2 separate regions of the Homo sapiens genome follow, and region 1 is linked to region 2. Evidence: chromatin contacts called from ENCODE Hi-C or POLR2A ChIA-PET data. All regions are on one chromosome and are shown on one strand. Each heading gives the region's core, a stretch centred on a gene start or an enhancer-like site at or near the end of the contact. The rest is flanking DNA. Distances are from core to core; before and after follow the strand shown.

What was found. A loop is a pair of places that touch in the nucleus more often than their neighbours do. ChIA-PET counts read pairs that join two places held with the same protein, here RNA polymerase II (POLR2A). Pooled maps may share reads with other maps.
Region 1: a pooled map shows a loop between it and region 2 (2.5-fold over the local background). The contact joins two enhancer-like sites. A Hi-C loop is called at or near these places in 8 of 50 pooled maps. POLR2A ChIA-PET finds 5 or more read pairs at or near these places in 5 of 52 experiments (GM12878, H1, OCI-LY7 and 2 more).

The regions. Positions count from the first base shown.
Region 1 is chr9:19,449,317-19,456,791 of GRCh38, reverse strand. ACER2 (alkaline ceramidase 2) reads right to left here. Exons shown (of 6, transcript NM_001010887.3): 6 at 4,287-6,342. The coding sequence ends at 6,156. Among named protein-coding and RNA genes, the nearest start is that of MAP1LC3BP1, 10 kb to the left of the region's middle. RefSeq lists an enhancer at 4,807-5,026. Within about 2 kb of position 4,976, at least 2 of the 41 ENCODE cell types and tissues checked have a DNase peak (open chromatin) inside an H3K27ac peak, as active enhancers do.
Region 2 is chr9:19,151,981-19,159,296 of GRCh38, reverse strand. No RefSeq gene overlaps it. Among named protein-coding and RNA genes, the nearest start is that of PLIN2, 28 kb to the right of the region's middle. RefSeq lists a cis regulatory region at 4,639-5,227. Within about 2 kb of position 5,041, at least 8 of the 41 ENCODE cell types and tissues checked have a DNase peak (open chromatin) inside an H3K27ac peak, as active enhancers do.

The DNA of each region.
Region 1 (7,475 bases), core at 3,727-6,226, 300 kb before region 2:
GGGCAATCTGGAAAAGGGAGCAGGTGTGGCTGCATCAACTCCCAGCCAGACTCAGAAAAAGAGGTCACCCAAGAGGAGAAACAAATAATCCAGACTGTCGGGGAGAGAGGCACACACACCCGTGCCAGTGCCCCAAAAGCAGAGCTCTCAACTTCCTCAGCCACTGTCCCTGACCACAGCCTCAAAAAAGTTCAGTCCCGAAGACTGAGTAACCAATTTCAGCACCAAAAGGATTTGAGTGCTTGCTTAGTCTCCTGTTGGGCAGAGGCTGTTTACCTGGATGGGCTACTAGAGATGTCTGAACCCCCAGAAAATTATATACTGATTGAATGTCCCTTATCCAAAGTGCCTGGAACCAGAAATGCTTGGATTTCAGATATCAGACTTTGGAATATTTGCATTATACAGCATCCCTATTCCAAAAATCAGAAGTCTAAAATGCTCCAAGGAATATTCCCTTTGATTTTTATATAGGTGCTCAAAAAGTTTCAGGTTTTGGAGAATTTCTGATTTTTTATTTTTGGATTAGAGATACTCAACCTCTACATGGACGTTTTCCTACAGCTTTTATATTGCCAAACAACTATGGGGCCACTCCTTGTCCCCTCACCTCTGCCAGAAAAAAAAAAAAAAGTCTAAAAACCCACTGTAATGATACAGATAATGCTTATCCAGTCTTTCTTCTCTTACGATTTTTCTTTTTTTTTTTTCTTTTTGATAAATGGTCTCACTGTTTGGCCCAGGCTGGAGCACAGTGGCACGATCTCTGCTCACTGCAACCTCTGCCTCCTAGGCTCAAGCAATCCTCCCACCTCAGCCTCCTGCGTAGCTGGGACTACAGGTGTGTATCACCACACCTGGCTAATTTTTGTAATTTTGGTAGAGACAGGGTTTTACCATGTTGCCCAGGCTGGTTTTGAACTCCTGAGCTCAAGCGATACACCCACTTCAGCATCCCAAAGTGCCAGGATTACAGGCATGAGCCACTGTGCCCAGACTATTCTTCTAAATCTGATGATCTGTGAGTCCTTTCAGTTTAAAAAACTGCCACAGAAAATTAAAAGAAGTAGGTAAAAATTTTCCTGCTAAATTTATGATTTTAAAATGTCACGATCTTCCTTCTAGTGATTTGATGAAATCCAGCATAAATGAACTGTATTCTATATTTGAGATTTTTGGGTTTTTTTTTTTTTTTTGAGACAGAGTCTCGCTCTGTCACCCAGGCTGGAGGGCATTGGTGCAACCTTGACTCACTGCAACCATCGCCTCCCAGGTGAAAGTGATTCTCCTGCCTCAGCCTCCTGACTAGCTGGGACTGCAGGTGCGAGTTACCATGCCCAGCTGATTTTTGTATTTTTTTTAGTAGAGACGGGGTTTCGCCATGTTGGCCAGGTTGGTCTCGAACTCCTGACCTCAGGTGATCCACCCACCTTCCCCTCCCAAAGTGCTGGGATTACAGGCACGAGCCACCGCACCAGGCCTATATTTGAGATTTATATCTATATGACATGACTATAGAAGTTTTAGTAAAAATAAACTGTTCTTAGGTATTTTATGCTGGAAATATTTTCATGTGTTAATTTCACAGCTCTGAGAAGAAACCAACAAGGAACAACAATTACTTTACGCATTTTTAATAACAATGGTACCCAATTCATTAACAAATGAATTTAGGCAATGTGCTTTGCTCTACAATCCATCAGATACATTTTCACTGCAGATAGTTCAGAAATCATTTTGGAAATAGACACAAACATGTACATATTCATTTGCTGAAAATGCCACTTACAGCTTTAATATCAAATATAGTTATCATAGTTCACAGAAAAAGTATAAAGTGCAAAAGCTCCACTTCAAAAGGCCTTAAGTCACTCCCAAAGCAATGAGGATTAAATTTTACCACAGCCAGTGGGCATGCCACCCTTATGTAGGACACCTACATAAGGTATAAAACAAGGTATATATCTGAAAACACTATATTGCTCTGATTACATATTGTGGTTATAAAATAGTTTTAAATCTGGTTTAACATACAGAGAAAGATACAATTCAAACAATTAGTCCTATAAAGTAGGGGTTATTTATTTTTTTAAGTTTGCAGGGGAATTATGTCTATAAAATCCATTGAGAATCCCAATCTGGCCCAAGACTTCTCTTTGGCCAGCTGGAATAATAGCACCTAGGCAAAGCCTTGGCTATGAAAGCTTTCAGATTAATTTCAGTGTAAAAGGAGCTAGGAGAGGGGCCCTGACTGGGTGAGCTTCAGCATCCACCTGGTCCCTCAGAGATGGTTCCATGTCTGCCCCAAGGGATAAAGAGCCAGGAAGGCTCAAATCCCAGTCCTGAGGGCTCATGGAAGCATGATGAACTGGCGAGAGAAGTTTTACACACCTGACAGATCCAGTAAGTGGAATAGGTGGTCGTATTTTTACAAAGCCTTGTGTTTGATGACCATCAAGCTTTGTCCCTCAACAGAACATCTTTGATCTATAATTAATGTTTTAGGCACTCTTCACTGGACAGGCATAGAGTTCCCCAAAAATGCAGCCCATCCCCAAATGGATTCAGAGATCTCATCTCCACACACCTTAAATGTGTTCATGGAAGGACTTGATTTATAATGATGTAATCATAAAGGGAAGAAAATATTACTTTTTCTAATAATCAACAACTAAACACTGTAAAACATGAATCGCTGACTGAAATGATCACTCGGAAACATGAATGGTTTTTTATAGCCTAACTCCAGTTTCTGCTGGGTATTGATCTTGGGCAAATTCTGACCAGAACAAAATCTGATTAGCCATGCCAAGTAACCACAACCATGACCTAACTCCTAAGTGTCAGCCCTACTGAAGGGAGGGAGATTCTTGACTGCCCATCAATTAATGAAATAAACTATTCATTTTTTACAATCTGAACATATCAAAATCTGTAAAGTCACATATTTAACAGCTATTTATGATGACTCACCAAGCCAAGTGCAGAGGCACATCAAAAAGTACAATTACATTCATTACTTTTTGGAGCCCATTCATGTTAGGCTTGATTAAAAAGGTAGACTCAGTAGTCAGTCTCAGAATCCAGTGATCAGCATTCAAGCATATAGCTAACTCTAGTGTATTCCAAACCTACACTTCATGAAAAAATATACAACTGGCATTTACATGCCATTCAAGCTACAGGATAAATGTCAACTCTGAAAGACATCATTTATTTACAACTATATTGGGGGAAAAAAGAGGAGACCAAACCAAAATATTAACAAGGATTATACCTGGGCAATAGAAATATGGGTTACTTTTTTTTTTCTTTGACTTCTCTGTAGTTTCCCAATTTTCTTTAAAGAGTTTGTAGTGCTTTTACATATATGAGCGATGCCATAAACCCAACTTAAAATAAGATGGGTATATTTCTACTCTCTTGGTTTACATCCCATGCTGGCAAGCTAGAGTGATTTCTGTTCAAAAGTGAAGTTATGTTTTGTCCTCCTCAAATATACTCCATTCCACATTTCTTTCTCAGCTCATCTCTTTAAAACCAGTTTCTAGAAGCACATTCTGCTTCTCACATTAAAAAAAAAAAAAAAAAAAAAAAAAAAAAAGCCGGGCTTAAAATATATACCAAACCCCCTACCTTGGAGCATTTATACCATAAAGTAGATGAGACCAGAATCCATGCCTGATAAGGTCAATCTAAAATAAGAATGAGCTGATATTTGCCTTTAAAAAATTCTAGACTTGAAACCCAAAGGACTTAACAGCAGTTCTGTTCCATCAACCTCCTAGGTCTCAAAGAGATACATTAGAAATTCTACGAATATTTAATTCAAAGATCATTTTAAAAATATTTTTTAGGCCAGGCGTGACGGCTCATGCCTATTCCCAGCACTTTGGGAGGCCGAGGCGGGCGAATCTCTTGAGCCCAGAAGTTTGAGACCAGCCTGGGCAAAATGGTGAAACCCCATCTCTATGAAAAAATACAAAAATTAGCTGGGAGTGGAGGCACGCACCAGTACTCCCAGCTCCTGGGGAGGCTGAGGTGAGAGGATCACTTGAGCCTGGGAGACAGAGGCTACAGTGAGTCATGACTGCACCACTGCACTCCAGCCTGGGTAATAGAGCAAGACCCTGACTCAAAAACAAAACACTCTCTCTATATATATATAAAACTATAATAAACCAACATATACATTCATTCAACACCTAATTTTTCTACCTTGGAAATTACCAATTTGTTAATTTGCATTTTCACCACCTCATATATTATTAAGTAAATGCCATAAATTTAACCTTAAATAAATTTAATAACATACAATTTACTTCACACACTGGGGTTCCACAAAGATTTCTTACTACAAACAGCGTTCTGCTTCTCAACAACCTATATAATTTGATAACCACAGATGTAGCATAAAGTCATTCATTTTTAAACTCTAAATTCAGTTGCTTATTGGGGTTTTCACCTTGGATCTGGTACAAATTCTAACTAGAGTAAGAGTTCCTGGATGTGTCAAAAATCGTCACCTTCCCAACTCTTACATATGTAGGACAGTGACATGACTCCTGCCCACAGAAGAACACACCTGTCCTGCCCTCTCCCAACAATGGAATGTTACAAAGCAGGACACGCCTGAGTTAAAATGAGTATCCCTGAGGTTGATAATTCCCACCATGCACCTTGAAGATGGTTCTTGAATCTTTCATTCAGCCCGATGAAGAGAAGATTCATTGTAGCCAGTGTCACATTAGGTGAGAAAAATTCAGAAGGCAACAGATTTGCGCTGCTGCACCAGCGACCCAAACCAGCCCGTGAGTGCATAGCTACTGCCAGCACTTGAGAAAGGTGAGCCGTTGGATACTCTGGGAAACCGAGAAAGCACCTTCTACTGCAAGCGTGAAGAACATGATGCCCACAGAAAACACAACAGAAACAAGAAGTGAGACTCTTGAAGGTAATTTCCAGAATAGTACAGCATACTGGAGGCTTCAAATGAGAAAACGTTTCCAAAAACTTCATGTTTGCTCCAAATTTTGAACCAGAACCCCCACCACAATTGTGAGGAGCCCTTTGGTAAACTTACAGAGGTCAAGTCTTAAAGATGGTGGGTCTGTGGGAATGTTCATGCCATAATTCTTCTTCTCTGTAGATTTGAGGCTGCTGAGCTGGGGTGGGAGGGGGAAGAGGAAGTGATGTCAGTATTTAAAAATTGTGCTCAGTATTTAAAAATTGTGCTCATCTTCAAGAAGGGCCTAAAGTGGAGTGTAGGTTTTGGCAGAGAGGGTTTTACTCATTAGCTTCACGTTTATCTGAAGTCTCTCCATCTCTCCACAGAGGTAGTAGTAAAAGGATTCACAGATGCATGTAAAACCTGGGTTAGTTGAGAAATGCAAGTGAAAAACTAGCCTTTTTAGCCACAAGTCCTGTGTGTGTTTCATCTGTTTGGTTTTGTTTAAGGACAATTACCCCAAAGGAAAATCTCTGGCATCTTCCATCACAGAGTCAGAGGGTCTTGTCTCTCAGAGGGTCTGTCTGTCATCAGTAGAGTCCACTCCAAGGGCGCCTGGGAATGGTGGGGTCTGGAGCAGGCCAGCTTTCTCCAGGAAGAGATGCATTGTACAGGGCTGGATCCCCCAAGGGACTGCTCTGCCATGGCCATTAAGGACGCAGCCCAACAAGTCACTGCATCTGGAAGTGATGCTGAGAAAGATGCATCTAGTGTCCCTAAGCCCTCCATTTTCCATCTTTGGGAAAGGAATAGACACTTTTCCCCTTGTACAGTGGAATCCAGGTGGTCCACAGACACATTAGGGAGGAGGAGGGGACCTTTTTAAAAATTACACAAAATCCAGAAATCCTAAAGAAAAGATTAACAGATGTGACAACATGAAAGTTTAAAACCAGTATGGCACAAAAATATTAACATACTGAAAGACAAATGGGAAACTGCAGGGGGGCAGGGAATATTTGTACCATATGACAAAGTTTAAATCCCTACATACAAAGAACACTAAAGAAATTAAGAGCCCCAGCAAATAGATTTTTGAAAAGATAGCCCACACCCCAACTATTCGAACTCCCTTGGCTGTCTTCCTAGCAAAGGAAGCCCACTGCATGAGGGGCGATAAGCAGAGAAGCCAGCCACCATCTTGCCATCACGTGATCTTGACTGATGATTTCTTGTTGGCACACAGGAGGGACACATAGGGGACACCAATGAAGGCCCATTTCTCATTGGGCCAGAACTTGATGACAGGGCCTTGCTCAGGAATCTCTGAGGCAGCATCAAAGTAGGCAAAGCATACACAGCCCAGGTAGGCAGCAAGGCAGATGAGGATGTGCCTGCAGAGGGAGACAAGAGGTGAGAACCTGATGAGCATGAAGACTCCGCTGCCCTGAGTTTAGCCTGCTCCTTCTTCCGGTCTAACCCACGCACCTTGCTGACTGTAGTTGCAGCCCAGGGGCCTCTTCTAATTAGGAAAGGATGAAGATTACCAACAATCCCTGGAATAGCAGGATGATAAATCTTCAGCAATTTGGGACCCGTTTTAGAATGTTCTTAAATAGTCCTGCTGGATAATAGGAACAAATGTGCAAATAAATGCCTTTGGGCCTCAAACAAGAAGACTGAGGCCCAAGGATTTACAACAGAGATGCTAAGATGGAAGTAACTGAGCACATCTGATTAGAACCCACCTTCTCACTTTAACAACTGGTTACAGATATTTTATGTCCTTCATCAGGAATAATTTTATGTTGGTTAAACCACTTTTGCAGTTTAGTGGAAATTTTAAAAAATTTATCCTCACTGTACCTGTACAAAGTTTTAAATTTATATTAAACTTTATCGAACAATAGACCATTTAAAAGCATGTAATCCTTTTTTTTTTTTTTTTTTTTTAAATGAAGTCTCACCCTGTCATCCAGGCTGGAGTGCAATGGTGCAATCTCGGCTCACTGCAACCTCTGCCTCCTGGGTTCAAGCAATTCTCCTGCCTCAGCCTCCCAAGTAGCTGGGATTACAGGCACCCACCACCAGGCCCACCTAGCTAATTTTTGTATTTTTAGTAGAGAGGGAGGGGGTTTCACCATGTTGGCCAGGCTGGTCTTGAACTCCTGACCTCAGGTAATCCACCTGCCTCGGCCTCCCAAAGTGCTGGGATTACAGTCGTAAGCCACTGCGCCCAGCCCAAAGACAATATTTTTATAAACTTTGATGTTGGGGAGGAGGGGATCTTTTTAAAAATTACACAAAATCCAGAAATCCTATAGAAAAGATTAACAGATGTGACAATATGAAAGTTTAAAACCAGTATGGCACAAAAATATTAATATACTGAAAGACAAATGAGAAACTGCAGGGGGGCAGGGAATATTTGTACCATATGACAAAGTTTAAATCCCTACATACAAAGAACACTAAAGAAATTAATCAGGGTCAGGGTGGGAAGTAGGTGAGAATGGTATGAACCAGA
Region 2 (7,316 bases), core at 3,792-6,291:
GGGAGGCCTAGGCAAAAGGATCCCTTGAGGGCAGGAGTTCAAGACCAGCCTAAGCTACATAGTGAGACTCCATCTCTACAAAAAATGAAAAATTGGCCAGGCGTGGTGGCTTGCCTCTGTAGTCCCAGATGCTCAGGCGGCTGAGGCAGGAGAATCACTTGAGCCCAGTAGGTCAAGGCTCCAGTGAGCCATGGTGGCACCACTGCACTTCAGCCTGGATGACAAGGTTAGACTGTCTTTCAAATAAATAAAAGAAAAAAGCCAGGCGAGGTGGCTCACACTGTAATCCCAGCACTTTGGGAGGCCGAGGCGGGCGGATCACGAGGTCAGGAGATCGAGACCACGGTGAAACCCCGTCTCTACTAAAAATACAAAAAACAATTAGCCGGGCGCGGTGGTGGGAGCCTGTAGTCCCAGCTACTCGGGAGGCTGAGGCAGGAGAATGGCGTGAACCCGGGAGGTGAAGCTTGCAGTGAGCCGAGATTGCGCCACTGCACTCCAGCCTGGGCGACAGAGCGAGACTCCATCTCAAAAAAAAAAAAAAAGAAAAAAACTGTTCTTGGGAGCACTTGAGGGTAACATTGATCATAACATCGTCTTGGAGAATAACTGTTAATGATTTACCTTTAGAATATTCCACACTTGGTAAATGACTTAGGCTTACAGTAGAGAAAGAAGAAAAAGAAAAAAAGAAGCCATCAGTAAAACAACCATGTTAGAAAACTGCACCTGGGTGCAGTGTCTCACGCCTGTAATCCCAGCACTTTGGGAGGCCAAGGTGGGAAGATCACTTGAGGTCAGGAGTTTGAGACCAGCCTGGCCAACATGTTGAAACCCCGTCTCTACTAAAAATACAAAAATTAGCCAGGTATGGTGGTGGGTGCCTGTAATCCCAGCTACTCAGGAGGCTGAGGCAGGAGAATCACTTGAACCCCGGAGGCAGAGGTTGCAGTGAGCTGAGATCGCAACACTGCACTCTAGCCTGGGTGACAAGAACGAGACTCCATCTCAAAGAAAGAAAAAAAGAAAAAAGGAAAATTGCTTTGAGGCAAACCTCAGTAATCACAATGTTGTATCTTAAGTAATAATTAACAATTGTGAAAGCATATTTCTGTAGGCCTTTTGCAAGATACACAGAGTAAAAATCGGGCACATAAAGGTTGGGATTATAAAAGGATGTTCATTCATTTTTCAAGTTTGTGTAGTAACTTGCCTGACATTTATGTCAACTAAAAAAAAAAGTAAGATGACTGGCTACAGTGGCTCACGCCTGTAATCCCAGCATTTTGGGATGCCAACAAGAGTGGATCACCTGAGGTCAGGAATTCAAAACCAGCCTGACCAACATGGCAAAACCCCATCTCTACTAAAAATACAAGAGCTAGCCGGGCACGGTGGCACTTGCCTGTAATACTCAGGAGGCTGAGGCAGGAGAATCGCTTGAACCCAGGAGGCGGAGGTTGCAGTGAGCCAAGATCACACCACTGCACTCCACACTGGGCAACAAAGCCAGACTCCATCTCAAAAAAAAAGTCCCAGCACTTTTGGAGGCCAAGGCAGGTGGATCACCTGAGGTTGGGAGTTCAAGAGCAGCCTGACCAACATGGAAAACCCCCCTCTCTACTAAATACACAAAATTAGCTGGGCGTGGTGGCGCATGCCTGTAATCCCAGCTACTCGGGAGGCTGAGGCAGGAGAATCGCTTGAACACAGGGCGCTGAGGTTGCAGAGAGCTGAGATCACACCATTGCATTCCAGCCTGGGCAACAAGAGAGCAAAACTCCATCTCAAAAAAACAAACAAATTAGTCAAGTGTGGTGGTGTGCGCCTGTGGTCCCAGCTACTTGAGAGGCTGAGGTGGGAGGATGAACCCAGGAAGTCAAGTCTGCAATGAGCCGCGATCGTGCCATTGCACTTTGGCCTGGACAACAGAGAGAGATCCTGCTCAAAAAAGAAGAGGAGGAAGAGAGAAGAAGAAGAGGAAGAGGAAGGAGAAGGAGAAAGAAAAGGCTTTCAATGTGTCATAATTTTCTTTTCTTTTTTTTTTGAGACAGAGTCTTGCTCTGTTGCCCAGGCTGGAGTGCAGTGGCGCGATCTCGGCTCACTGCAAGCTCCTCCTCCAGGGTTCACGCCATTCTCCTGTCTCAGCCTCTGGAGTAGCTGGGACTATAGGCGCCACCACCACGCCCAGCTAATTTTTTATATTATTTGTAGAGATGGGGTTTCACCATGTTAGCCAGGATCGTCTCCATCTCCTGACTTTGTCATCCGCCCGCCTTGGCCTCCCAGAGTGCTGGGATTACAGGCGTGAGCCACTGCACCCGGCCCAATGTGTCATAATTTTCTGGCATCAATGAGAATTGGTACTTTTCCCAGTGATTTCTCCTATGATTCCCTCAGCCTGTTCTCTAAATCTAGCCATTACTGAAGGTTTTCTCAGAACCTCCTTTCTTTTCTCTCTGGACCCTCTCTCTTGATCATAAGCCATCTCACACAACTCCTAACTCCTAATTCCAAGGCAATGACTCCTTTTTTTTTTTCGGGGGGGTGGGGGGGTGGACAGAGTTTCACTCTTTTTGTCCAGGCTGGAGAGCAATGGTGTGATCTCGGCTCACCGCAACCTCTGCCTCCCGGGTTCAAGTGATTCTTCTGCCTCAGCCTCCCGAGTAGCTGGGATTACAGGCATGTGCCACCATGCCCAGCTAATTTAGTATTTTTAGTAGAGACGGGGTTTCTCCATGTTGGATTTTGGTCAGGCTGGTCTCGAACTCCTGACTGCAGGTGATCCGCCCACCTCGGCCTCCCAAAGTGCTGGGATTACAGGCATGAGCCACCGCGCCTGGCTGTCAATGACTCCTAAATCAACCTTCACCACCCTGAGCTATCTGTGCACAGAGGGACAATGTGTGCTGGTGTCTAAGGATGACACTTAGACCACAGACCAAGAACATAGGTAACACCTGTGCATTGTAATAAAGCCCTAGATGGTAGGTTGGCAAACCTTGTCTTTAAAGGGCCAGATAGCAAATACTTTCAATTCTGTGGACCATGGGGTTTCCCTGTCCTGATTATTCAGCTTGGTCATTGTAACATGAAAGCAGGCAGAGACAATATGAAATCAAAGAGGCATAGCTGTATCCCCATAGGTTTTTATTTGCAAAAGCAGGTGGCAGGCAGGAGCTGGTTGTGGTTTGCTAAGCCCTTTGATCATTGATTTTCAAACAAGAAGCCCCTTCAGAATCCACTTGGAGAGAAAGAAAGAAATGAGAGGAAGGAAAGAACTCAGTTCTTCCCTCCCACTTATTCCAACCAGAGTAATTTAGCTTTAATCTATTTGTTTACAATGGCTGACTAACATTTCATTTGTACAAAGGGTTTCAGGGCCAAAAAGTTTGAAAGCTGCTTGTCTACCTGTTCTCTGAGTTTCATTCTAGGTATGAATCTGTCACCTTGCTCAATCTAGTCACTGTCTGCTCTGAGCCACATTCTCTGCCAAAGTAGTAACCGAACTGCCCACTTCTGATCACATTACTTATCAACCTTCAGTGACTCCCTATGAGGCATTCCCAAGCTTCCCCCTTAATCTAACATACCTTCTCCATCAGCCACCCTGGGCTCTGTGCAGGAGACTCCCCAAAGGTGCTTTTCCTTCCTTCTGTTTCTGCACATTCTCCCCTTGCCTGAGAGGCTCTCTGCCTCCCATCCCATGCTCTTTGTAATCATCTATTTCACCACCCAGAAGCAGCTTCTCTTCTATGTTCCTGCTGTACTTTGTTCATGGGGCTTTTATGTGTGCATGTTCTAGCTCCCCTGCTGGATTAATTATCCTTATTAAGGGCAGGAATTACATTTTATAGATCTCTGTACCCAGCATAGGCATTAGCAAGATACCATATGCACAACAGCTATTTGAGCTCTTTATTTAGGTTGAAATGGGGCATGCCCTGGCAGAGTGCATCCTACCTCGCCAAATATTTCTTCACCTGTCTGTCATCTTCTCACTCCCACCTCCTCTCACCATCTGTAGGAGGCTATCATTACAATGCACAGGTGTTACCTAAGTTCTTAGATTATAGAACACCTGGTTGATGCCTGGGAGCTAAAAGAACAAGATCCAGGTCAACTAGTAGTGAACAAGACATGAGAAAGAGGCTTGAGAGAGAGACAAGTCCACAAGCCTTTGATGACAGGCAGACATAAGCTCTCTGGCCCTAGTGGGAAACGTCTAGGCTGAGACAATTGCCAGAGTTTGGAAATACATTGTTTTACAGTAGAAAGAGAGCAGTAGGTCTTGGAAAAGAACATACTTAATATTTACAGCTGTTTAATATTAGGTGGATTTCTAATCCTCTGAGCCTCATCTGTAAATTAGGAATAAAACATCTTCTGTAAACCTCTGAGGGTTAGCAATAATGTTCCTCATACGTAGCATACACAGCAGGCTCAATAAGTGGAATTACAGGTTGTGAAGAAAGGGAGTAAAGAGGCAAATGAGATGTAAAAACAAGAAGAAGGAAAGGTTGTTTTAAAGATAAATGTCTTTATTTTTCTTTATAGTCTTGCTATGTTGCCCAGGCTGGACTTGAACTCCTGGCCTCAAGTGATCATCCCACTTTGGCATCCCAAAGTGTTAGGATTACAGACATGAGTTACCATGGCTGATCAAGAAAAATGTCATGAACTACTCTTTTTTTTTTTTCCACGTATGACCAGTAAATCACATTGGGCTCCTTTTAACCATGGCTGAAGTGAGACTGTAATGATGTGGCATGTGCATAGGAATCACTTGGACATCTTGTGAAATGGCAGATTCTCATTCTATAGGTCTGGGTGGGCCTGATACTGTGCATTTATGATGTAATTCGGCTGGTCTGTGAACCACACACTGTGAGTAGAAAAGTGGTTGTCCATGTAGGCTGTTGAGATAAAAACAGATGAGTCAGCTGGGATGCCTGGTCTGCTTCCCTCACATGCCTAAAAGCTACCATGCTTTCAAGAAGAAGGAGGTCAGCTGAGGGAGGTTAAACTGTTAGGGAGAACAGCACCACGTGGAATGATAAGGGCCAAAGGATGGCGCAATTACAAGTGAAAAAGAGAACTTGTGTTCTTTGGGCCTTATCTACAGACCATATTCGGACACAAGAAACTGGATTGAAATTCTTCTCAGGGAACGTTAATCTCTTTGGACCTTGGTTGAAATGCTGGAATAATTAAAAAAAAAAAAAAGATTAAGCAAGATACCATTAGAAGCTTTTGCAACAAGACACAGTTTCATCAGCGGTAAAATGAGAATAATAATAGCAATACCTAAAGTAAATGTAGCAAATTAGTCATTGCAGAATCTAGGTGGTGGGAGTGTGGGTGTTCACTGAACAATTCTTTCTTTCTTTTCTTTTCTTTCTTTCTTTTTTTTTTTTGAGATGGAGTCTTGCTCTGTCTAACAGGCTGGAGTGCAGTGGTGTGATCTCAGCTCACTGCAGCCTCCACCTCTGGGGCTCAAGTGATTCTCCTTCCTCAGCCTCCCGAGTAGCTGGGATTACAGGTGCCTGCCACCACACCCAGCTAATTTTTGTAGTTTTGGTCGAGACGGGGTTTCTCCATGTTGGCCAGGCTGGTTTCAAACTCCTGACCTCAAGTAATCCGCCCACCTTGGCCTCCCAAAGTGCTGGGATTAGAGGCGTAAACCACTGCACCTGGCCCCACTGAACAATTCTTTCAACTTTCCTGTATGTTTGAAAAATCTTCAGAGTGAAATGTTGAAAAAATATGCCTCCAAATAAGGTTGAAATTAGATACATTAGAGTAAAATAGAGGAATGTAAATAACATTAGCCCAGTCTGAACACTAGTTACTCTCTAAGGGACATTCTTTTAGCAATTTTAGAAATTATTTTGGAGGCAGAAATACACATAAAATGTTTCTGAGGGCTGGGCGCGGTGGCTCACGCCTGTAATCCCAGCACTTTGGGAGGCCGAGGCGGGCAGATCACCTGAGGTCAGGAGTTCAAGACCAGCCTGGCCAACATGGTGAAACCCTGTCTGTACTAAAAATACAAAAATTAGCCAGGTGTGGTGGCAGGCGCCTGTAATCCCAGCTACTGAGGAGGCTGAGGCAGGAGAATCACTTGAACCCGGGAGGCAGAAGTTGCAGTGAGCCGAGATCGCACCACTGCACTCCAGCCTGGGCAACAGAGAGAGACAACATACCAAAAAAAAAAAATAATTATATATATATATATATATATATATATTTCTGAAAGGATACATAAGAAAAAGTTAGCATTGGCTGTGTGCGGTGGCTCGCGCCTGTAATCCCAGCAATTTGGGAGGCCGAGGCAGGTGGATTGCCTGAGCTCAGGAGTTTGCAACCAGCCTAGGCAACACAGTGAAACCCCGTCTCTACTAAAATACAAAAAAAAATAGCCAGGTGTGGTGGCATGCGCCTGTAGTCCCAGCTACTCAGGAGGCTGAGGCAGGAGAATTGCTTGAACCCGGGGGGCAGAGGTTGCAGTGAGCCGAGATATCGCCACTGCACTCCAGCCTGGGCAACAGACAGAGACTCTGTCTCAAAAAAAAAAACAAAAAGAGAAAAGAAAAGAAAAGAAAAGAAAGGATAGCATTGATTGCCTCCAGCAAGGGGGAACTTTGTGAGTAGAAGACAGAATGGAAGGGAGGCTTTTCACTGTATTATCTTTTGTAGGTTTTGCATATCAGATCATGTGTAAGTATTACCTATTCAAAAATAAATAAAATTATGGCCAGGTATGGTGGCTCACACCTGTAATCCCAGCACTTTGGGAGGCCAAGGCAGGCAGATCACTTGAGGTCATGAGTTCGAGACCAGCCTGGCCAACATGGTGAAACCTCATCTCTACTAAAAATAGAAAAATTAGCCAGGTGTGGTGGCAAGCACCTGTAATCCCAGCTACTCAGAAGGCTGAGGCAGGAGAATTGCTTGAACCTGGGAGGCAGAGGTTGCAGTGAGCCAAGATTACACCACTGCACTCCAGCCTGGGAGACAGAGCAAGAGTCCATCTCAAAATAAATAAATAAATAAAATCAAAATAAAAACGTAGAGCTCTCAAAGTCTAATAGTTTGCCTCTCTTCTAAGCAGTTTAATCATTAAGTTGCAGAATTTGCTGTGCATGGCCCTTGGTTATCAAAGAGGTCAATGTCCAGCTTCATTGAAGTGGTACATAATGAGGTTGAATTGACCTATGCACAGCCAGCTGGCTGGATCTATTTGAGGACATTTTTAGCTATGACCCAAAGGACTGTATTTTCCATTCCTGCGTTCCAGACAGGGCTGAGCTCAG